Regions from separate parts of the Mus musculus genome. Here regions 2 and 3 are each linked to region 1. A link is a loop called in an ENCODE intact Hi-C map of the cell type or tissue named here. Cell type or tissue: left cerebral cortex. All regions are shown on one strand.

The links. A loop is a pair of places that touch in the nucleus more often than their neighbours do. Peaks named below come from ENCODE experiments on the same cell type or tissue, not always from the same donor. Only the 100,000 strongest peaks of a DNase experiment are listed, where the experiment ranks them.
Region 2: a loop joins it to region 1, with 1.9 times the contacts of the local background. A loop is called at or near these places in 2 of 42 quality-filtered maps.
Region 3: it touches region 1 in a loop (2.1-fold over the local background); 3 of 42 quality-filtered maps call a loop at or near these places.

What each region holds. Positions count from the first base shown.
Region 1 is chr8:86,325,165-86,333,164 of GRCm38, forward strand. No RefSeq gene overlaps it. Among named protein-coding and RNA genes, the nearest start is that of Gm33687, 49 kb to the left of the region's middle. In left cerebral cortex, a CTCF peak has its summit at 3,638; DNase peaks (open chromatin) are centred at 163, 1,954, 3,121, 3,664 and 1 more place; H3K27ac peaks cover 1,066 bases.
Region 2 is chr8:86,386,204-86,394,203 of GRCm38, forward strand. No RefSeq gene overlaps it. Among named protein-coding and RNA genes, the nearest start is that of Gm33687, 110 kb to the left of the region's middle. In left cerebral cortex, no CTCF peak of the experiment used is centred here; DNase peaks (open chromatin) are centred at 3,930, 4,695 and 5,135; H3K27ac peaks cover 2,260 bases.
Region 3 is chr8:86,459,564-86,467,563 of GRCm38, forward strand. No RefSeq gene overlaps it. Among named protein-coding and RNA genes, the nearest start is that of Abcc12, 100 kb to the right of the region's middle. In left cerebral cortex, no CTCF peak of the experiment used is centred here; DNase peaks (open chromatin) are centred at 4,429, 4,624 and 5,013.

The DNA of each region.
Region 1 (8,000 bases):
ACACAGTGGGCAGACTCGGCTCTCCTGACTCTACCTGCCAGGCCCAGCGATTCATGAGCCTTCTAGGGCAGAAGCCAGGAGGCTCGGAGCAAAGCTGCCATCAGACTGTGTATTTCAAGGTTATTTATTAGTTCTTTGCTTGCAAGCCTAGCCAGCTCTCCACCAGGCAATTTGCTGTATGCAGCCTGCCACTGAGGTGCAATTTGGAGACGCAGAGACGCAGAGACGTCTGAGTGATTTTCCATTCTCTGGTGACAGTGTTATCATGGTGAAGAGAGAGGAGGGCAGCTTGCTGTGTTAATGACTGTTTCCCATTTTCAGAGGTTCTGGGGGCCCCAGGGTGCACAGCACGGGACCGTTGCCAGGTTCCAGGGAACTCTCCTAGGGTCCCCCTTCGGAGGAAGCAACCCTAATGGTTTTCTTTGCAAATCCTTCTTCCCACTCCTCACCTGTCAGTGTTGCAGAGCACTGTTAGACTGGGTATTGACAAACTCTGCAGAGTGTAAGATCTCCCTAGTCAACACTGCAGGATGGAGAGGTGAGAACAGCATCTGTTCAGATGATCCCTAAAGTCTCTGCCTGCCACCCATGGTCCCTATTTCCAGTGCCCAGGTCAAACTAGTCCCATTCATGTCTCCTGAACTCTTCTTTCTATCCTTTTTGGGACCCTAAGAAACTTCCTAGCCCAGGATACCCCTCCTTTGCCTTTTGCTGTAGAAGTGGTGCTAAGGCTCAAACCTAACTCACTGTCCATTTTGGAAAGTGTTTGAACACAGAGCCATACCCACAGTCTTTGAAAATTCTTTGTTTTAAGGACAGACCCCAGAATGACTGTGTAGCCAATGTGTCCAAATTCCTGGTCCTACTCTCTCTACCTCTCAAGTACTAAGATGACAGACATATGTCATCGTGCCCAGACAGCCCAAGGTTTTATGAAGCAGGACCTCTCGCTGTAGCACAAACTTGCCTCAAACTCACTATCCTCTGGTCTTAGCCTCAAAGTTCTGAGAGATTCTAGGTGCATGCTAATAGCCATGTGTGTCTCTTCTTCCTCTTTGTGATGTGTCCTCAGAGGAACTCTGGTTTCTAACCCAGCCTAGAAGCCCTCAGAATACCCATTTGCTTCCTTCATAGCTTTCTGGTGCTCCAGGTTTGTAAAAGTGTCTTGTTCCCCCAGCGACTTCACAAGCCTGTGAGGTTCCTAGGCAGGTAGGGTTACCTCTGACACAATGCGTCTGTCTGCAGGGGCTGTGTTTTGTTCATTCTGACTGTAAGCGACTGTCCCAGGGGCTGGGATGGGCTGCACACATGTGCTCACTTGAAGATGATCTTTCTTTCTCCAGGTCACCCCAGAAAGCGTGGGAAGGGGTGCTGCTCCACATGAGTCTGTAAACTTAGGAAGGAGAAAGAACACAGTCTCTTTACAGGTTTTCTTCTTGGCATGGTGTGTGTGTGTGTGTGTGTGTGTGTGTGTGTGTGTGTGTGTGTGTGTGTGTAGCCATTAGGAATCAGCACAGAACTCAGCTGAATTTTAATGGTTGCCATTTCCATAGGTCCTCAGACTGAAGAACAAGCTGATTGTTCAGAGATGAAGTGTGGAAATGGCAACACTGAAGATAATTTAAAATAGCAAACTGGGTAAAATCTGAAGTTCTGAAAAGCAGTCATTCCCCCCCCTGAGAAGAATGTTACTAAAAACACAGACCTAAACGTCTTAACTTTTTAAATTTTTTTTTTTTGATTGTAAGAATCCTTTGACTCTCAATGTCTTCTCCTATCTGATCCTAACACCAGGCATTCTGGGAGCCTGGAAGGGTTTGAGCTGCATCTAATGTATTCATTTAGAAGGCAGGCATTGGGCATCAGACACAAGCTTAGGAGTGTGAGGGTGTTTCAGAGTCACATAAGGCCCAGACTGTGTCCTCAGACAGTGTGGGACTGTGTGAAAGGTTGCATTTGGAATCCTGTCCAAGTTGGATTTACAATCTGTTTGTGGAGATTGCTCCATAAATGTGGGCAGGAAGTTTAATGTCTCCAAGTCCCAGTTCCTATATGAGCAACCAAGGTCAATGTTGCTCATCTCTTAAGGTCCTTTTGAGGATCAAACAAGATGCAGCCATCCACCGAGTGAATTAGATCATGACAGGCCTCCACTCAAAACACTACAAAGGACTGCTAGGAGTCTTAGTCGTTTTCTATTGCTGTGCTAAAACATCATGACCAAGGCAACTTATTTTTAAAAAGCATTTGTTTGGGGCTTATTATTTCAGAGGGTTAGAATCCAGGACCATTACTATGGGAGATAGCAGCAGGCTGGCAGACATGGCACTAGAGCAGTAGGTAAGAGCTCACATCTTGAACCACATCATAAGGCAGAAAGAGAGAAAAAGAGATTGGGAATGGCCAGAGTCTTTTGAGACCTCAAAGCCTGGCCTCCTCTAATAGGATATACTTCTTAATTCTTCCCAAGCAGTTCTATAAACTGGGGACCAAACATTTAATCTATGAGCCTTTGGTGGCGGTGGGGGCTTCTGTAGGAAATGGGGTAGGAGTGGATAGGCTCATTCAAGCCACTAGGAAATTCAGAAGGGGTTTAAGTCTTTAGTAGAGACTTGGCGTCTTGCCTCTGTCTACGTCTCTGCCCACTCCTGTGTCTCACAGAGCTTATGTGTCCCTGTTCTCCAGCCCTTGCCCTTGTGCCTTGTCACCAAAGGCCTATCCACTCTGATAGGAATACTTCCTCCAATGTGTCTCTAGCCTTAAGGTCACACCATTCCGTTTCAGGTTCACTTCCCAAGGAACCTTTTTCCCCCCCGCAAGCCTGAACTATCACCCAGCATTCTAATTTATTTAACCTAAATGGTGTCTCTTTCTGACTTTAATTGCCACCCTGTGTTCTGTGACATGTTCACTTGCTTCCAGTCTGTCTCTTCTTTTGAAATGGGAAATCTCTGATGGCAAATATGCTTTCTTCACGGATGTCTTCCCAGCTGGCCCTCAAATAATTAATGAATACCTTACGAGAGTTTCTCTACCCAGTGCTTGGCACACAGTACTGTCTCAATAAACAGCAATTCTTCCTCCAACCTTCTTGGCAAGGAGACTGAGCTGAAGATAAGACAGTCTGAGGGTGGTGGCCGCTGTTAGGGAAGCTGCCACCTCTTCTCTCCCTCCCTCCTTCTCTTCCCTCCTCATCCCTCTTCCTCCTTCCTCCTTTTCCCTCCTCCTCTTCTTCTAGCTCCTTGGATCTTTATACACCCCAATAACTATATTCTGCAGAGCCTAACAAAGTAAATTCTCATTTTATATTTTAATCAATTTGTTCCACATAAAGTATGTCTAGGGCGATAAGAGCAAGTGTTAGGAAAAAAAAAAACACTAGACAATTCACAGAATTTGCCCACCAGTTCCTGTCTTCTAGCACGGTTTGACTTGAGAAAAAGAGCCAAGGAGAGAGAAAAGACCACACCGACTCTGCAGGGGTGAGCATCAGGATTAATTAGAGAAGCTTCCCTAATGACCCTTGCTATTGAAAAATGCATGAATGGAAACCATTTCTGCCCTCTGCTTTGTGAATGAACGGAATAGAGGAGTTTGTGGGAACGAAGCCATCCCCCACGGTGCAATGCTCCATCCACACCTCCTGGGTGACTCATGCGCTTGTGGAGCTTGTGGAGCCCAGACTGTGTGGCCTCGGCAGTGGGAAAAGGAGGAGGAGGAGGCAGTGGGAAAGACACATTGGCAGGTGCTCTGCAAGTGTGTTAGCAGATCCTGAGCCACTGGGACCCAGGGGGCTCACGGGAGGTTTGTGAGGGAGGGGGATGCCTGAGCCTAGCTAGAGCTAAGCTGATGAGATTAACTAGGTCAAGGGTGTGTGGAGAGGATGGTGTAGAAGGAGAAGTTTCCTAGGCAGAGGGGTGGGCATCATGGAAAGCTGAATCTGCAGTCTGTGATCTATTTCTACCACTGTAGATATGTGTCTTTTTCTGTGTCTCAGGTTCTTCAGGTTTAATAAGCTCTGGATTAAATGTTTGTTCCAAAACTTCCATCAGAATAAGAATTCTGTTGGCTCATATGAAGTCATCTTTGCCTCTCACCCCTACTAGGTCCTTTTGGCCCCTAAGTTCACTCATATTTTCCATTTCGTTTCTTTCTCTACACCCTCCTCCAAACACAGCTCCTTCTTTGTTTTCTTATAAGTCACCAAGGCTAATAACTAAAAGCTTATTTAGTGCCTCTGGGGATATCTGTTGGGACAGAAGAAATGACAAATTGCTACACTAGCATTGGCTCCTAAATTTAAATACAGTAGAAATGTTTGAGATGGAATAATGCAGACGTTAAATACCAAGATTGCCCAAGAGATTTTGAATTCTGTAGAGCTAACATTTTGGTAAAGAGAATACTTTTAAACTTATTGCATAGTCATTTTAATTAATCACCATGACTGTGCTATCACTAACAGGCACAGAACACCAGGCTGCCCAAACCATGCCACGCTGGTGTCTGTTTACTTTGAGCTAAAGACAAATGAGAAGAGTATATGGAAGACAGGTTCCTGCTTCCCTTTCTGCTCCTAATCTGGGTATGAGTTTCCCTTGGTGAAGATACCCATGCTGCCTCAGTCCTCACCACGAAGGGAGATAACTCTATCCCTGATGAGTCTGCATAGATAACCCTTACTTACTAAGATAATCCTTATCTTTCATTAATTTCCTGTATAGACTCACTTCCCTACAATTTACCAAACCTAAAATCCCAAACACTGCTCTTTTGTCTTGTCATTTCTTCACAAACTATTGCTGGTTTATGAACTCTCAGGCCTAACTCTCTTTGGGGCCTACCTCCTTTCCTGTGGAACTCCTAGGCATATACAGAAATTGAAATACTACATCATTTTGTGTGTCCCTTTCCACCATCAATCTGCCTTCTGTCAGCCTGGCCTGTTACCTACCCTACATCATCGATGGAAAAACCTGTTCAGATCCCATGAGTGGCACACTTGTATGTTACGCCGCAGGACTCACAGCACAAATAATAACATCAACACTTTGAATGAAAAGAGGGTGGCTCTGAGGATCCAAGGAGACACAGAGCAAGAACCTACTTGGGTCACTGGTAGCTCCAGAGTTTGTGCACAGCCCCCTCCCCCACCACAGGTGTGCATGCACACAGACACACACAAACACAGACAGACAGATGCACACACATACACACTGGCTGACCCCAGAGCTGCTATCCTGTCACCCTGTGTCCTTGTTACAGTAGTTTTTCCTCTGAGCTTTGACTTCTCCATTCCCTTCACCATCTTTTCTGACGTGGCCACTAGCTTCAGTTCTTCCCCTGCAGCTGACGTCATCACTAGACAAGGGAAGAGAACGCAGGAGAACAGTTGGCTTCATGGAAGATACTCTGAATTAATTCAGTGACTAGAAATGTCTTCAACTCAGGGGCAGAAGAACGGGTAGCTGGGTGTCATAGACAAGAGAGTCAGTTTGGAGTGCTTGACGACAGGACTGCAGAAAGAATACAATAAAATTCAGAGCTGCAGAGAAGAAAAAAAATCTCCTATTTTACCTGAGCCACATTTATATGCCCGAGGAGTTTTGACATGGAGAACATTGGATTGTTAAATATTAACCCAAACTAACCGACAACCTAAATGTTGCCTTCATCCTCCATGTCTGTCTCTGGTGATACAAAATTCACCCCCCCCCCGTCCCCATTCTCTGAGTTATACTGATATTTGTATTTGGCTCTAGGATAATTTACTTTATAGCCTCTGAAAGGTTTGATGAAGATAGGCTGGTGAACACTTTGGGGGTGGGTGGGGGAGGGGAGTGCAAGGAATGCCTAGGTATTTTGTTTTCTTAGAGAACGGAGTCTGAAGTCCCTCTCTCTTCATGACCTTGGCCCTTAGAAGAAGTAAGGTATGCACAGAGCCTGCCTCAAGAACATGGTTGTTGCTTTCAAGGTTTCAGGGCTGGCTCTCCTGAAGAAGGAAACAACGGGCTGTATTACGTCCCCTAAAGTCCTACAAGACAAAAGATGCAATGGGAACCACTGGAAGGACATTTGCTCAAGACAGTGAAATCTGGTTGAATCGTGGCATGAGGGTGGCTAGAAGTTTCCAACTGTGAGACGGGGGCACTGTGATTAAATTGTGGAGATTTGGGAGCCTTTCCTGGTCCCCAGTGCAAACATACCAATAGTCTCCACCACATTCACACAGCATCATAGAAAAACAGACATAGCACACCCTGAATTCAGTGTCCCCTCAAGATGCGACTTTATTATAAGCCGGTCATTGTTTGTTCTCCATGTCATACAGGAATGCTTAAAAGTATCCCCAAACAAAGATCTCTTGCTGACACTTTAAAAGACATGCCAAATAAAGTAGCAGGGTATCAAGAGCCCTTCAAACAGTGCCTGCACTTCAAGAGCCCGAGTGTACACACTCATTTGAAGTACATTCGAGAAAATAATTTACTCCCAGTCTGTTTTGAATAATTGTACACAGATAGCTCATAAGCATAATAAATCTTTAGCAAGACCTCGTTCTTGCACGACACTCATGAAAGCCTCAATCTGAAGATTACACTTAATAGAATTGCCTGTCAATCCCCATCATAATCGATGGGGGCAGATGGCTCTTTGATTGTGCTTTTTATATGCAAGAAAGCTCCATACCTCTCTTGCTTTCCAGTCAGCCTCCTGGCAGCTCACATTGTGATCAGGGGCTTTCTTTATGGAGAACTGTTTTCTTTAAACACCAGATTTTATGTATCATTATAAATAGATGTGTTCAGAGAGCAGTTTTTCATCTATAATTTGTTCATCTGCCATGTTAGCATTTGAAATGAAGCTCATTGGGAGCTTGGAGTGCAGATGCTGACAGAGAGGAACATGGACCTAGGCTAGAGGAGGCTGGAGCCATCAGGACTCACAGGAACAAGAGCTTACCAGGGAAGTGCCCAGGCCCTCGCCTTTCTCTTGAGACACAGGGTAGAGTGCTGGCATGTACTTCTTCCTAGTGGGGGCTGGGTTTTCCCTCAGTGATTGGTTGGTCCTTTAATTCATCCGGATCCATCCTATCTCGTGTAAATGGTATACAACGAGCATAAAGAGCTCAGCTACAATCCTCACTCGTGAAGGGCACTGGGCTGAGAGGCGGAGTGGAGATGCTGATCATGTTCTGAGCACGCGCACAACTATAACTCCTTTCATAAGCAGATCCAGTACACACTACCTGCACATCTTGTGCAACACTGTAGCCAAACCATGCTTTGGAACCAGGTAAGACTTGAACTCTTTACTCTAAAAGGGAGCATAAGGTTATGGCAAAGAGGTTCATTCCCCGGGTCTGCCTAGAATGGGTTTAAGATCCACTCCTCGGCTATGTGCTGCCTAACTTCATTTATAAACCTAACCTCTCCACACTTCTGCCTCTTCATCCATAAAGTAGAAATGAGAATAAGGTTATTATAAGGCTCCACTGAGATAAGGCAGTTAACACAAAGAGTACCAAGTAAACTAATGAATACAACATATAAAGTAAATAGCACACACTCTTCTCTTTCAGTTGAGGAGGAGTGGTGGGCACCACGTGCGTGCCCTTCCTGGTACTCACTTTTATATTCTGCAACCACTCCTCACAGACAACTAAGGGAGTGAAGAGATTTTCCACAGAGACTGCCTAAGGGAGGGAGAAGTTTCAGAGACCTCAGTCCACTCTGATGGGAAAGGCATGGCAGGGTTCAGCCCATGATGACAAGAGTGTCCGGCAGAGGTCATTCACATCACTGCCAACCAGAATGCAAGGAGAGTGTCAAGAACTACAGGCAGATATAACCTTCAAAGGCCAACCCCTGATGGCCTACTTCTGACAGCTAGGCTCCACAGACTCTCAAAATAGAACCACTGCCTAGGGCACAGCCATTCGAAATATGAGCCCAAGGGGGACATTTTGGTTCAAACTGTAGTGCAGTTCCTATGATAAA
Region 2 (8,000 bases), 61 kb after region 1:
GAAAAAAGTCATGTCCTGTTGGCTTATGTTACTGTGCTAAGCCACATCTCGGCTTCTGCCTTACACCCCCCAAGACCTACAACACCAGTTGTTCTCCATCTTTCCTGATAGGAGTCATAAGCACAAGGATGAGAAGCCCCTGTGGAAATCAAGGGTAGAGGAATAAAGTTGGGGGGGGGGTTCCCTGGAAGGCCACCGGTTCTGGCCATTCAGCCCGGCCATTCAGCAGAGCATCTTTACAGGGGAAGTGCTCACCGAAGGCTACACTTAGCATCCCTAGTGGCCTTCCAAAATAACCAACGCCTGGACACTGACCAAGACGTCTGACATAGTCAGTTCTGCTACTGAATGATTCTGGTGTGTACCCAAGGCTGAGAGCCATCTACCAACACCCGAAAAAAAAAAGCAAAAACGAAACAAACAAACAAGCCCATTGCTGGTCCCCACGCCAGAGTTACTGATCCTGAAGACTTGGGGTGGAAGACAAGAATCCACATTCCTGACTTTGAAGATAACAGTGCTGCTCTAGGCAAGCTTAGCCAGAGGGACTTCAACACTCAGCCTCATTCTGCCATAGCCTGTTGTGGCGGCACAGGTCTTTATTCCCAGCACTCTGGAGGCAGAGGCAGGTGGAGCTCTGTGAGTTTGAGCCAGCCCAGTTTACCGAGTGAGTTCCAAGTCAGCCAGGGATACTTAGTGAAACCCTGTCTCAAATTAACAAACAACAAACAAGCAGATAAAAAGTGAATAATAAAAGACATCTCTGTTTCATTATGGAGGTAACTTTTCCTACATCTTGATTTTATGTATTGAAAAGGAATACAGGAAAAAGAAAATGGGGATTAAAAAACGAAAAGATGCATGTAATTCCATAACTTTTACACACACACAACACATACACACACAAGCATGCACACACACAAACACATACACATCACTATATTAAAACGACAGTGGCAGCAGAAGCTAACACTTACTGCACACTTACTGTACAAGACAGTGCATTCTCTCCTTTGTTCTTGTGTCTACCCTAACGGTTACTTTAGTAGCTTCTCTGACACCACTCAGGGATGCCCTAATCTTTACTCTCCTGCTGTGCAGTGAAGGTTTGTGACACAAAAATTACCATGGACATTTTCTGCACAGCACCGAGCCTACTTTGTTCTTAGCCTCTCTTATGTCACAGATTACTCTATTGCTTTCCCATAGAAAGTGTCTTGTGGGACATTTAGGTAAATTTTCATATTTTACAAGCATATGCAACAGAGAAATAACAGTCCTAATGACTGCTTTCATTGACTTATTATTTGGAGATGAGTCTCATAAGTGGGCTTGTTCTTTCAAAAGGTAAAACCATCTGGTTTTGACTCTAATGTACTGGGACACAAAAATTTTAAACATTCAATATTTTCCAAAGAGAATTATTCTCTGGGTAGTCTAAATAGCTACCATTTAAAAATTAAATATAAAAATATGCATGTACTTTATGTAATGCAGTCTCTTTGCAAAGTCACTCCGGTATAGCAGCCAAGATAGTCCAAAAAATATTTAGATTTAGGAAGGCAAAAATCCTACCTACCCTCTTGTATTAAATCACTCCTGAATAAGAATGTGGTACACAGTTCCACACAATCTCAGCCGACATCTGTAACCTGAATCCTATTGAACAGCTGAGGATAGCAGGAAGAAAGAAGCCATGTACTTACAATGCAGCCTCAGGACCCCAGGAACCAGTTGTTGCTGGAGTGGAGCAAGTGGCTGTAGTCTGGGAACAAGGGGCAGAGTAGAGTCAATCTGAAGGACAGAAGAGTGCCTGGTGGAGCTCCCATCTAGAAAAGATGGACACAGCCTGGCAGGCTGGCCATGTCAGAGCAGATCCTGGAAATGCATGGAAGTCTGCGTCTCTTACAGCACAGTGACTTTAACAAAGGTGTCAAAAGGCTCATTGCAGAAAGGACAGACTCTGCCACTGGTGCTTGGAAAACCAGATCTCCATGTGCAGAAGCTTGAAACTTTATCCCAGTCTTTCAGACTACAAAAGTCAACTCAGAATGTACCCAGGACCTAAATGTAAAACATGAGAACATGAAGAACACTTTCAGATATTTGTAGAGGTGATGAAATTGCTAATATGTCTCTAGAATTACAGGAAACAAAGTAGGAGATAGATAAATGGGATTACACCAAACTCAAATCAAAGGAAGCAATCCACAGAGTAAAGAAACAGAGAGAGTGGTTTGAAATTTTTGCCAACTACTCATCTGATGCAGAGTTAATATTCAGAATATGTAAAGAATTCAGAAACCTAACAAAAAATATTCCATACACACACACACACACACACACACAGGTACACTCATGCATGCACATCCACACACATGCACACACATGCTCACTGTAAATACATATGTAAATAAAATATTTTTAAAAATTGAAAAAAAAGAACTAGGTAAGTTATCTCCCTACTGGAGAAATGAATGAATCAAACTTACAATATGTCACCTCACTCCAATTAAAGGAGCTATTTAAAAAGGCAAACATAAATGCTAATGATGATGAGGATAAAGGGACCTTTCATGCATGGTTGGTGGGAATATAAATTAGGAACCTACAAGTTAAACTATATCCACCGAATTGCCTACCTATCCCACTCCTGTGTGTACATCTAAAGCAAATGAAATCTGTACACAAAAGACATAGTTGTTTGTCCATGTTGATTGCTGTACTGTTTGTAATAGCTAAGGTTGAAACAGCCTAGATACCCAACAATAGATGATTAAAGAAAAAGCAATACCAACAAGTGGAGTGTGTGTGTGTGTGTGTGTGTGTGTGTTAAGGGGGGAGGTGTTCAGCCATAAAAAACAACAACAATGAAACCCTGTCATGGTAACAAGATGGATGGACCTAGAAGACATTACATTAAATGATTCAAGCAGAGAGACAGAACACACATTGTTTCATAAAGGAAGCTAAGGGAGTTGGGTTAAATGTGTGTGTGTGTGTGTGTGTGTGTGTGTGTGTGTGTGTGTGTGTGTGTTGGTCAGCACCCACTTTATTCATATACTGAAATATCACACTGCATCACAGCAATATGTGCAACTAATACATGTTAACAGAAATAAATTATCCTAAAATGCGCCTACGTGTTGAATAGGGAAGCCTGCAGCCCTCTGCTCAAAAGATATCATTTTGCTGGCAGACAGGCAGTATTGGTATATCCTATAACATTAAAAACACTGTAGTTTATAAATATTATGTATTCGGAAGTTTCTATATTGTGTCTGGGGGTTGAGTTTGACAGGGGGTAAGAGAGGACTCCCTCCACTTAACTGTGGATGCAAAGAAACTGTATTTCAGGTGGAAACGTTTGAAAACCCAGATGTAAAGAGGGGACATACAGCCAAAGTCACTATAGTGAGTGCCTGGAGAATCAGGGAAGAGAAGCACTATTATGCGCGGGGCCTTATGTGTTTAATTATAGACTCTAATTGACTTTTAATTATGTGAATGTATTACTTTGATAAAAATTAAAATTGAGGAAAGAAGGAGAAACAGCTCACAGGCATTGGTCTGCCCCTGAAGTCATGTACCTCGTGAGTCAGATTCCCATAGGGAGATTTGGCTCAGGCAGGGTCTCCTTGAGTTTTCAAACCATAAATAAGGCCTAATGGCTTTGAGAGGTAATGAACTGGCCAGCAGCCAAGAGAATCCTGATTCCTAACAGACAGGCCCAGGCTCCATCTCCAGAGTTTAGATCTCTGCTGTGGGCTTCATGCTGGCCTAACTTCTTAAGTGAAACCTCTCACTAATTTGCCCTTTGCAATGCAATCTACCCGATGAGTCACTGATACTGTTGAGAGTCTAACCAGTGCTGGAACTGAGAGAGCCCTCCCATGCAGGCCCTCTGTTGCCATGGAAACAGCACTGCTCAAGTTTCTCTGTTGCTTTGGCAACCCACTCCCATTTCCTCCCATCACTACTGCTGGGGTATTTTGCTGCCAAGATAATGGTCTCTATTATGGTTTGAATGCTAATGGGGCAGTCCTCTACCCCAGCCTACTCCAAGCTCCCTCTGTAGCTCTACACTTGAGACCTTGTCTAAGTGGCATTTCAATGAGATGGTAATGGATGCTCAAATCAGATGAAGAGGAGCTATAGTGGTGGTGTGGATGAAAGAAGGGTTCAGCTTCTTATCTTGGGAAGGAAGAAATGGTATCTATGTACTCAGAGAGGCATGGATTGGAGTGTCATCCATCAAAGGGCTTCAGCTGTGTGTCAGGCCTCAAGCCTTTTTCTCCCAGTCAGTTCTGTATACTGGCAAATAAATAAAGGCACTGCATAATGAATACCTGTATGTTCTCAGTGCTAGGCTATGTGCTTTACACCCATTTAACTCCTATTTTACAGACAAAGAAACGAACAAGCAACCTATTCAGTGTCATTGGATTTGGGGTTTAAACACAACTCTCAGCGGTTACACTAAGCCACTGCTGACTTGGGACCACAGAAAATAACAAAAGTATCAGATAGTTGTCCTTGCAAAAAGACCTTATGGAGAGTTGAGGAAGAAGTGTAAGTACAAAGGGTAGAGGTGGAAAAGAAATGCCTTACCGAGCCGGTGAAGTACGGAGCTCAAGTGTGGGTACAGACATGACAATACACAGTTCCCTGGACATGGAGTGGCGTCTAGGAAACTGGAAAGCATAGTCAGTCCCCATCCCTTACAAGAAGCAGAGCCAGGGTGTTAGCTTCAGAGTGGGTGTCTCAGCGACCCACTCAGCGAGGCTCCTGCTTATGGCGCTAGACTTGTAGGCATTCAGCAAAGAGAGAGACCTTTGTCTACTTCTTCTTTTGAGATTTGGATTTACTCGAGACCATCTGACTCTTTTATTTTGTTTTTTTTTTAAAAGAGTTGAAGTTTTATATAAAATTGTTCTAAATTTTATGGCTTCCAATTTCGAAATCCAATAATCCTATTTCCTTTACTTTAAAAGTAGATTTTTTTTTTTAGCTACCTCAAGTCCTAATGGAGTTAAAAGGAATATAAATCTTCAGTAGAGTTTTTCTAGGTCTTAGTTTTTTTCAGCAGTTCCCAGTGCTCTGCTGTGTCTTCCATATCTGCTGGTTTGGCTCCCACTCTCCTCTGTCAACTCCCGTGCTTGGGGATTTTCTGCAGTCAGGTCAGAGAGAAGGCAGAGTTCTCCAAGCAACACAGGACAGAGTCTCTGAATGCCATCTGACTCTGGTCACCTCAAAAACACTACTCAGTTATCAAGGCCAAGCGAAGATAAATTCATTTTTAGTTTCATTCCACTTGCATGTCGTCAGGGTGGCTTTTCTTGGGCTGGAAGCAAAGGTGCATGGAGGTTGGCCCAGATGGGGCTGGGGGATGGTGAGAGCATTTACATCTACATCCAGATCCACTTCTTTGTCTCCATCACTCCTCTGTCCCAATAGTTATGTGACTTAGGACATATCATTTCATTTTCTTAACCTCACTTCCCTCACTTATGAATACAAAACAGGACGAGCAATTATTCCCATGCAGATTAAACAAGACCACAACTATTAAAAAAAAGGCTTACAGTACACCAATGCTCAGCCGTTATTACCAAGGTTTACCTTTGAAGTGGGAGTGGGTGGGTTGGGGAGCAGGGCAGGGGTAGGGAATAGGGGGCTTTGGGGATAGCATTTGAAATGTAAATGAAGAAAATATCTAACAAAAAATGCCTTATAAAAATTTAACCCACTAAGCGTCTCAGGTCTCTAGAAATCCTCTACTATAAATACTGTTGTGCTTCTGCCAGTTTCAGCCTGTTTAAGCACTGAAATTGGAATACAGTATTTCATAATGCCCCCTGATACTCCTTTCTTAGGCTCCTACATGGACAGTCATCAATACCCAGAGCTTTCAAATGTCTGACTTTGCAACTGTCCACTCAGCATTTACACACACACACACTCACACACATACTACATGTACTAATACATACATACATACACTCACACATACACACATGCACACAATATTCATGCACACATTCACACACACATATATACTCACACAAACACACATACACACATCTACCCATGCACACACACTAACACACATGCATACACACATACACATGCACACACACGCTCAAGGACACATGTGCACACATGCAAACACTCACATACATGTACACACTCAAATGTATATGTGTAACAATCAAGGGCTTCAGTGAGTAAAAGGATGGCATTCAAGATGATGACTTATGCTCGGCGTTTGAGAGGCATCAAGAGAGTAGAGAGTGCATGCTGACTCGAGAAGTCCTGACTCTGGTCAGCTCTCGCCTTGCCATATGATCCTGAACCAGTTGCTTTGTCTCCCGGTGATGTCTGGATCTTCTAAAGTTGGGGAAACAGATGATGTGTAAACAAGGGAGTTGAAATTCCAATAACCATTATGAGCCCGAAGCTTATGTTTTAGTATGTTTGGCCACTTAACTCCGTGAAAGTTCATTTTAGTAAACAAAATTTTGCTGGTCCTGTGCTGTGTGGCTGGTCCTGTGCTGTGTGGCTGGTCCTGTGCTGTGTGGCTGGTCCTGTGCTGTGTGGCTGGTCCTGTCTGTGTGGCTGGTCCTGTGCTGTGTGGCTGGCTGGTCCTGTCTGTGTGGCTGGTAGGCAGTGAGCCTCATCTCAGACCCCTGGGGTATGCACAATGGTGGTCTCTCACCTGAGAACTGAAACAGCCGCTGACATTGAGGAGTCTCTGAATCTACTCATGTTTTCCGGTTAACCCCTCCATCCTTCTATTCTTTTTAAATGTAGTACTTGATGCATATTAACATATTGAACACCCCAAAACCAACCGATCATCCAACACCAAACAAAGGATAGAATTTAACCCTGTGAGGATCTGTATGCTTTACCCCACCTGCTCGCCTCTTCCTACAGAACTCCACTATCCTGGAGATCACATCTATATCTTCCTTTAAAATGAAATCTCCATGTAGTCTATATCCTCAAGGAGCTCATTGCTTAGTTCTGCTTGTTTCATACCGGATGAAGATGGTATCTGGCAGGATCAATCTTCTACACTGTTTTTCTGTTCCTTGCCATGCCAAGATGCTCTGATCCTGTCTCCTGCTGCTAGCAAATTCCTACCACGTATACCCTGTGCAATCTCTAGAAAACACCAGACCAAGTCTTTCTCCAGTGGAAATAACTGTGTCCCTGCCCTCACCCCTCAGTTTTGAGAGAAATTCTGAATTTCTTCATTCACACGGCTCTCTGCCTCTCCCAGGTAGTTGTAGATTTCAGGCAACCGCCTGGGTTCTATGGGATTGCTTTCTAAGGCAACCTTGGCCCATTGCTGCTAGTGGCCTTGGGAGCAGGCTGCTTCCTGTTCCCTGTCTTCTGTTTCTAGCTGGCTTTAGTAATTCAGAGACTTCCACCTGCCTGCCCAGTTCTTCCTTCTCTACTCACACTTGCCCTTTTTCCAGCTCAGTAACCTTTTCTTCCTAGCCCCTCTCCCCACTTGGTGAGTGAGTGTGTGTGTGTGTGTGTGTGTGTGTGTGTGTGTGTGTGTGTGTGTGTGTGTGTGTGTTGCTGCAGCTCTTTGGGTGTTAAGCAAGGGCTCAATACTGAGCTATATCCTCAGCCCTTTAGTATTCCTCAATGCCTAGGCACTGTGATGCTACTACTCCAGAGTTGACCTTACATCCGGTGGAGAAAGAACTCTTGGCCCACCTTCTAGGAATTTGGCAGGCATTTGACCTTGGGCTAAGACAAGGAACTAGGTTCAAGACAATACAGCTGAGGAGTGTGTTCTTTGTATCTTGATGGGACTTGTTAGGACCCTGAATACAGTAATCATGGGACCTTTGTTTGTGCTTTGTTTGTTCCTTAACTACTCTGCTTATGGCTTAAGACTGACCATATCCTTTGTATGTACCTAGAATGATATAAAAGCAAACTTGATAAAAGTAAACCCACTTTAGCCTCAGCACTGGCTG
Region 3 (8,000 bases), 130 kb after region 1:
TCCCATATGCTAACCCATAAATACATAGTTCGTGGGCTCTCCAAGTCAGGCTCTGGCTTGTTTTCTGGGTCCATTTTTGGGAAAATGCTGATGTCAGGCATAACCATAAACTCATCTACCTGAACATCACAGGAAAGAAGACAGTTCCTCCATCATTCTTCTTTATTATTTATCTTACACATTCTCTCTCTCTCTCTCTCTCTCTCTCTCTCTCTCTCTCTTTGTGTGTGTGTGTGTGTGTGTGTGTGTGTGTGTGTGTGTGTGTGTGTGTGTGTAGGGTTGGTAGCAATTACCTTTATCCACTGAGCCATCTCACCAGCCCCTCATTTCTCTTTAAGGAAATTTCGTGCTGAAACCTTCCAAGTCTGTCAACATCAACGTAACTCACAGTGATCTAGCAGTGGCCGAGGGGCTGTGGGAATGTACAAAGCCACTGTGAAGCTAGCCCTCATTGGCTACATCACTCCCACCTCTAGCTTCATCTCCTGGGTGTTATCGCATCCCCTCGTGGATGTGATGGAAAATGCTGGGCCCTGGCTACAAAGCTTTCTAACTGTCTTGTCACTAACTAAATTCTGGTTCTCTTGTCCTACTCAACCCCTTTGGCGTTCATTTAATCCTTTCCTCTCCCAGTTCAATCACTGAAACTAGCCAGCTTTTCTTCTGTCTTCCCATTGCTGAAGAGCTCACCGATCCTCTTCTGTTGAGGCTGACCCCAGGAGTTCTCACTGACAAAGGTGGAAGCAGCATGAGGTTCTTTGGGCTCAGGTTTCTAAGATGGGTTCCAGGTAAGACCCAGGGGAGCAGTTGGCCAGTCACTGTCTGCTGCCTCTTCATTTCTTTGGGATGACAATGAACTCCTGCTTGCAAAATGCGAGTTCTTCTCTCATTTGAATCTGTGCTTACAGCCCCTAATTAAATAATAACTTTCACAGCACTCCGCTGCTGGGAGCCTGCACAGCACTTCCATTACCTCCCCTTCATGAAGTCAAAATTACAGACCTGTCATTTCCTGGCCTTTCTCATAAATGCAAGCATTAAATTATACCTACACTCACCCATTAGGAGTTTCTCTCTGTGGTGGGTGTTTAAATGTCTTATAATGACTCTACTATCTCGTCAACTTTCCATCTCTCGCGGAATATTAATGAATTCCACCTTGCTCTAGAATTCTTGCCTAGCTTGTCTTCTAAATTCTTGATGGAACATGAATGTGGTTGCATAAAAGTTCGTTTCTCTCTCTGGAGAAGAAAAGAAGAAATACCTTTCTTACAGTTAACATTCTTTGCAAGGAGAGATAGAGTGGAGAGAAAAGGAAAAGCCCATTAGATGTCAGTGTCTTGGAGGGGGGGAGCTTTTTGGTCACAGTGGATTCTCTCTCCCCCCTCCCTCTCTCTCTGAAGTGTAATCATTTTTTAACCATCACCTCTGCTTTCTGTTCACTCAGACAGCACACAGGTTCCATGTACTTCATTTACATCGAGTCTTTTAAGCTTAGCACTATACCTATTAGTGAGATGCTGTTTCGGTTCCCATTGTATAGATGAAGAAACTGAGGTAAAGGTTTGTAGATATCCTCCAGATGCTACATTTAGCAAATGGTCGGTCATGTGAATAGAAGCCCCAGTCTAAATGCCTGGTAGGGCTTCTGAAGTTAAAAGAGGCTTCCCCTCAAATAGCTAGATATAAAGAAGTTTCTTTGATATCCCTGGGAGGAACCTGTTCTTAGCACTAACTGAACTTTCCACAGCACAGGAGCACCCTGCTAATCCATTGTCTCCATTCCCTCTGGCTGGCTTCTTGCTGTTGCAGAGACAGAAGACAAATCCATGTGTCTGGGACCAAGCTGAGGACATGATTTCTGTATGGGGCCACTTTGCCTGTTTGTGTTACTGCCTGGCCTCTAAGGACACTTAAGTAGAGCTGTTTTAGCTTGTCACCAGCTACCACACTCACTCAGTCAGGATGGGATGGGGGATAGAGCATGGGTTCCTTCCATCCCATTTGGCGAGAGCTCCAGTTAGTGTCTTGGGAACCACAGGCACTGCAGTTAAAAAAGAGTTCTCTTGACAGCATGACTTAGGACATTTGGCAGAATTGTTCAAGGAACAGAAAAACAAGTTTGACAGCATACATCTTAGGCAGAGATGGGTATGTGGCACTTCCAAAGTCAATCACTGGCAGCTTTTGTGTAGGGTGGGAACAGGAAGTGGGGGACAACTTCATTCTCCCTTCTTTCCACCCAGAGCCCCATTCTGCTGGTCAGACAGCCGTAGGAAGTACTCCAACCATTGTGTTTGCATTTCACTACTGTAACAATGCCTGGCAACTCTGGAAAGCCAGGAACTCCAGGGCATTGAACAATGCGGACCCCCTAAAATACTCTGTGCCATAAACCAAGAAGTAATTTTAGTGAGATGCCTGCTGAAAGCCTCCTAGAATTCAGGAGAAATCGGGGGTTTGGTGTTCTTTTTCCACCTGTGTCAGGGTCTACAAAAGGTGTGCTGTTGTTGTGATGACCAGGTGAAAGCATCACGCCTCTCACTCAGCCTTTACAACCAAAGATGCAGAAATACAAAGAGCCGGGTAGAAAGGAAAGGACAGTGACCTGGAGTGGGGACTGAGGGTGGGGACTGAGAGGGTATCATCACCCAGGAAGAGTGGCTCTGGCCTCTCTTATTCCACTGCTTTGAGCCTGGGAGCGCTTCTACTTCCACAGTTACAGGCTCCACTGTCATTCTGGGGCTGTGTTCTGGATGGCAGCAGACATTGCTGACAGTAGTAATGTCTTCTGTCCCTGTTGAAGTGGCAGCCTATATTTATGCGGCAGAGTCAGTTTTCCCAACACCTTTGTCACCCTCTGGGTGCCATCATTCTCCCTGGGTCCCCCTAACTCTTTTCTCCATTGTACTTCTAAACAATTTCACATTTTACTTGTATGTTGTCCCTCATTTCTTTGAAAACAGAAAACTCTTATTGTATGCTAGCTCCTGCCAAATCTCACCTCTCAACATGTTATATAACTAGGACTGTCTTGTGAGGACCCTCATTTTGTGTTTTTTTTTTAATTGTATGTGTTTTGTCTATGTGCGTGTCTGTGTACTCTGTATGTGCCTGGTGCTCACAGAGCTCAGAAAAGGTGTCAGGTCCCCTGGAACTGGCATTAGAGATAGTTATAAGCTGCCATGTGGGTGATGGGAATTGAACCTGCATCTTCTGGAAGTGCAGTCGATGCTTTTTTTTTTTTTAATTCACCTTACATCTTGATCACAGTTCCCTTCATTCTCTTTTCCAAGTCCCACCCTTACAAATCCTTCCCTCCATTGCCCATTCTCCTTCTTCTTGGAGAAAGGGAGGCCCCTTAGGTACCATACCACCCTGGGGTATCTAGTCCCTGCAGGACTAGGCACTTCTTCTCCCACTGAGGCCCAACCAGGCAGTCCAAGTAGCTGGGAAGGGGATCCAGTGGCAGGTAACAGAGACCAAGACACTTGTTAGGGGACCCTCATGAAGACCAAGCTGCACAATTGCTACAAACGTGTAGGGTCTAGGTCCAGCTCATGCTTGCTCCCTGGTTGGTGGCCCAAGCTCTGTGAGACCACATGGGCCCAGCTTAGTTGACTCTGTAGATCTTCTTGTGGTGTCCGTGACCCCTCTGACTTGCTCATCTCTATCCTTCACCCTTCCAAAGGGCTCCCCTGGCTCCTCCTGATGTTTGGCTGTGGTCTCTGCATCTGCCCCATCCATTGCTGGATGAAGCCTCTCAGGAGACAGTTATGCTAGGCTCCTGTCTGCAAGCATAGCAGAGTATCTTTAATAGTGCCAGCAGTTGGCTCTCTCACATGGGATGGGTCTTACGTTGGGACAGTTATTGGTTGCCTGTTCCCTCGGTCTCTGTTCCATCTTTATTCCTGTACATTTTGTAGGCAAGAAAAATTTTGGGTTGAAGATTTTGTGGGTGGATTGATGTCCCCCTCACTACTCTGGAAGTCCTGCCTGGCTATAGGAGCTGACCACTTCAGTCTCCATATCCCCCTCTGGTAGGAATCTAAACTAGGGTCACCCTCATAGACTCCTCGAATCCTCTCCCATTCCTGGTCTCCAGCTAGTCACCAGAGATTCCCCACCACCACGATTTCCATTCTCACCCCCAGCCCTTTCTCTCCCCAACTCTCCTCACACCTGATTGACATGACATCCCTGTTCCCCTCCCCACAGCCCTCCCACCTAGATCCCTCTCTCCACCCACCTTCCATGATGGCTATATAGTTTCCCCTTCTGAATGAGATTAGCACGTCTTCCCTTAGGAAGTTCCTTATTACCCAGTTTCTTTGGGTCTGTGGATTGTAGCATGATTGTCCTGCACATTATGGACAATATCCATGAATAAATGAGTACACACCATATGTCTTTCTGGCTCTTGCTTACCTTACTCAGGATGGTATTTTCAAGTTCTACCCACTTGCCTGAAAAATTCATGATGCCTTTGTTTTTAACAGATGAATAGTATTCCATTGAATAGTTATACCATATTTTCTTTATCCACTCTTCAGTTGAGGGACATCTAGGTTGTTTCCAGTTTCTGGCTATCACAAATAAAGCTGCTATGAACTTAGTTGAACAAATGTTTCTGTGGTATAGTGAGGCCAGCCAATGCTTTTAACCACAGAGTTATCTCTCCAGCCCTAATTTTCATTACTTTTTGAGGAAAGAAATGCTATTTTTACCAAGTCAGTTGACAGCAAGTAAGAATGTATTTGAATTTCTCTTGATTTTTTTTCAAGTTTTATGTAAGCTCTGTTCAGAGTCATTTAAAGTAACAGACAATCATCTCTCACACTAGTTTAACCCGTCTATACAGCCATTCATCGCTTACTTACTTATGTGTGTATGAGTGCATCCATCCTTCCCACCCACCCACCCACTCAGTAACGCATCCATTCATCTGTCCTTACATCTATTTCTCTTCATCCATTGCATTCATTCAACGTTTTGATGAATGACTGCTGCGAGCTGCTCATGAACATCTTCCTAGCTGCAAGCAGTGTTTAGTTAGATGAAGCATCCAGGACAAGAACAAAGAATTCTATTTGAAATTTTCATTCATCCCGGTGACCACATGAAATCAGCTGCATCACAAACAGACTTACTATGCAAAAGAAAACTCAGTTTTTAAAACATTCAAAGAAGCAATTGTTATGCATATTACTTGGCCTAGATCTTTCTAGAGAGTATTTTTCCCAAACATTTACAAGTAATTTCTAGTTGTGAAAGTAAATTGTGACTCTATTTCTTTAAGAACAAAATGAAGAAAGGAGGAGAAGTAATATTACTGCCCCTTTGTTAAGGTCTTTTTGTTCTCCATTGCTAACCTTGGATCCCCCATCCCTTCTCCTCAAAGCCACCATTGTCACAAAGGGAGATTTCAAATATATTTATATGTATATATACAGCATGGTATAATTTACATTAAAATAAACTAAAAAAAATTGTGGGTTTCTTTATGGGCATACATATGCACAAATACCCTGATTTTTATGGTTAAAAAAATCCTCAAATATTTCAGATGGCAGGCCATGTGTTCCTTGCTTTTGGGCTCCAAGTTGGAGTCCTTGTGTTAGCATCAGTGCTTTGGTGTCAGGATGGGCTTGGGTTTGCATGAATTCTGTATGAATGTGGAGAGCAGTAATTTGCTAGATCAATTAAATTTTAAACTGCCTGCTCTGCGGCGGTTCCACATTGCCCATCCTGCCAGTGCTTTTTACTTAGTTGGGAATGAGAATATCTACAGTCTAGTCTTTCCCAAACACGCATTTGCTCTTAGTTCACTGTCCCAGAATTTAGAGCAGAAAAATTGCCACCAAGGGAAAAATAACATGAACAAGAGAGCGCCTTAAAGCGTAGGGCTGTCCCTATATCAAGCCCAAACTGGCAGCAGTGGGGACATTAAGCTTGGTCTTAAGTCACAGTGTTAAGCTTGCTGATGCTACAGCAGGAGTCAGACCCTTCCCTTAGGCTCTTCGTTCCCATCATTCATTCACTGGGAATTCTCCCTTTGTTTCACACTGGAAGTACTGATCATAATAAATGAATTTGCCTGTATCACAGAGGCCATTCCTCACCCTCTGCCCAGCCTTATCAGCAGATCTGCACCAAGGCTTGAATCAACAAAGCCCCTGCAGAGCTCAGTGGTGGTGTGGCCTTCCAACAACATGTGGAAAACTCTCAAATGAGAAGATTTTACATTAAAAAGAAATATGTCTCCAGCGGTTTGAATGAGGAATGTCCTGCACAGCCTCCGGCACTTAAATGCCTGCTTCCCTGGTAGTAGAACTCTTTGGGAAGGTTTAATAGGTGTGGCTTTGTTGGGGGAAGTGCATCACTGGAGGGAGACTTTGAAAGTGTAAAGACTCTGTCTAGTTCACGATCTTTACCCGATGCTTACTGTTCAAGATGTGAGCCCTTAGCTTTCTGTGGTCATGCCTCTGTCTTTATTCCACTGGCATGGACTTCAACCCCACTGAATGGCAAGCTGGTACAGATTCTTTTATAAATTATCTTGGCCATGCTGGTTTACTCATAACAACTGAAAAGTAACTTATACAGTGCCTGCCTTAAATCAGCAGAACTTACAGACATAGTTGTGCCATCTATAAACACAAATGATTAGTATGTTATCCTAAGAATCCATGTTAAATGACCCGTTCCCAGAGCAGATTTTCTAAATGTCTCAAGATTATACTTTTTACACTCCTTTGAGGAGAGAGCAGCATAATTTTTAAGATAAGGTCTCAGCATAGTCTAGGCTAGTCTAGCACTCAAGGTCATCCTGGCTCAGCCTCCTGATGTGTGCGAGCACACCTGGCTGTGGTTGTATTTTTTTAAGAGTCTGAGTTTATTATAGTTTAAATGGTACCAAATCTATAAAGAAGAAAGTGAAAAAAAATTACCCAAAACCTAATCCCACAAGACTTATCATTAAAATAATACAACTATTTTAGAAGCTTGAAGAATATCATTCTAAATAGACTTTCTCTTTTTCACACATATAAATGGCAGGGCAGATGAACTCACTATAATTCATTTTAACAAAACAGTGGGTAACTTCAGTACCCAGCTCTCATAGATAACGCAGGTCATCCAGACAAAGCTAAACAAAGAAATACTGGAACTAAATAAAATCATAAATCAAATGGACCTGACAGACATTTATAGAACACTCTATAAATGTTCTATAAACAAAACACACAAAAATATACTTTCTTCTCAGAAGCCTGTGGAACCTTATCTAAAATTGACCATGTATTTGGATCCAAAGCAAGTCTCAACAGATAGAAGAAAGTTGAAATAACACCCTGCATCCTATCTGATCACCATAGATTAAACTGGATATCAATAACAACAGAAAGTATGCAAACTCACAAAAACTGAACAATTTAGTAAGGAATCTTTTTTCTTAAAAAAAATAGAGGAGTCAATAAGGAGATCAAGAGGGAAATTTTTTTTAAAATTAGAACTGAATGAAAATGAAAACATTAACAACATATCCAAACCTACGGGACACAATGAAGGTGGTTCTAAGAAGCAAGTTGATAGCACTAAATGTCTACCTTAAAACTGGAGGACTCTTACCTTAATAACATAGCAGTACACCTGAAATCTTTAAAGCAAAAACAAGAAATAACATTAAAAATGGCTAGGTGGAAAGAAATAATCAAATATAGGGCTGAAATCTATGAAATAGAAACACACACACACAAGTACAACACAAAGAATCAGTAAGATTAAGAAGTGGTTCTTTAAGAAAATCAACTAGATTGACAAACTCTTATGGAATTAACTAAAAGATGAAGAGAGAACATTCAGATTAATAAAATTAGAGATGAACAGAGAGACATCACAACAGACACTAGGGAAATCCAAAGAATTATAAGGACATACTTTAAAAATCAACACCAAACTGGAATCACCTAAAATGAAGTAGATGAATTTCTTGATAT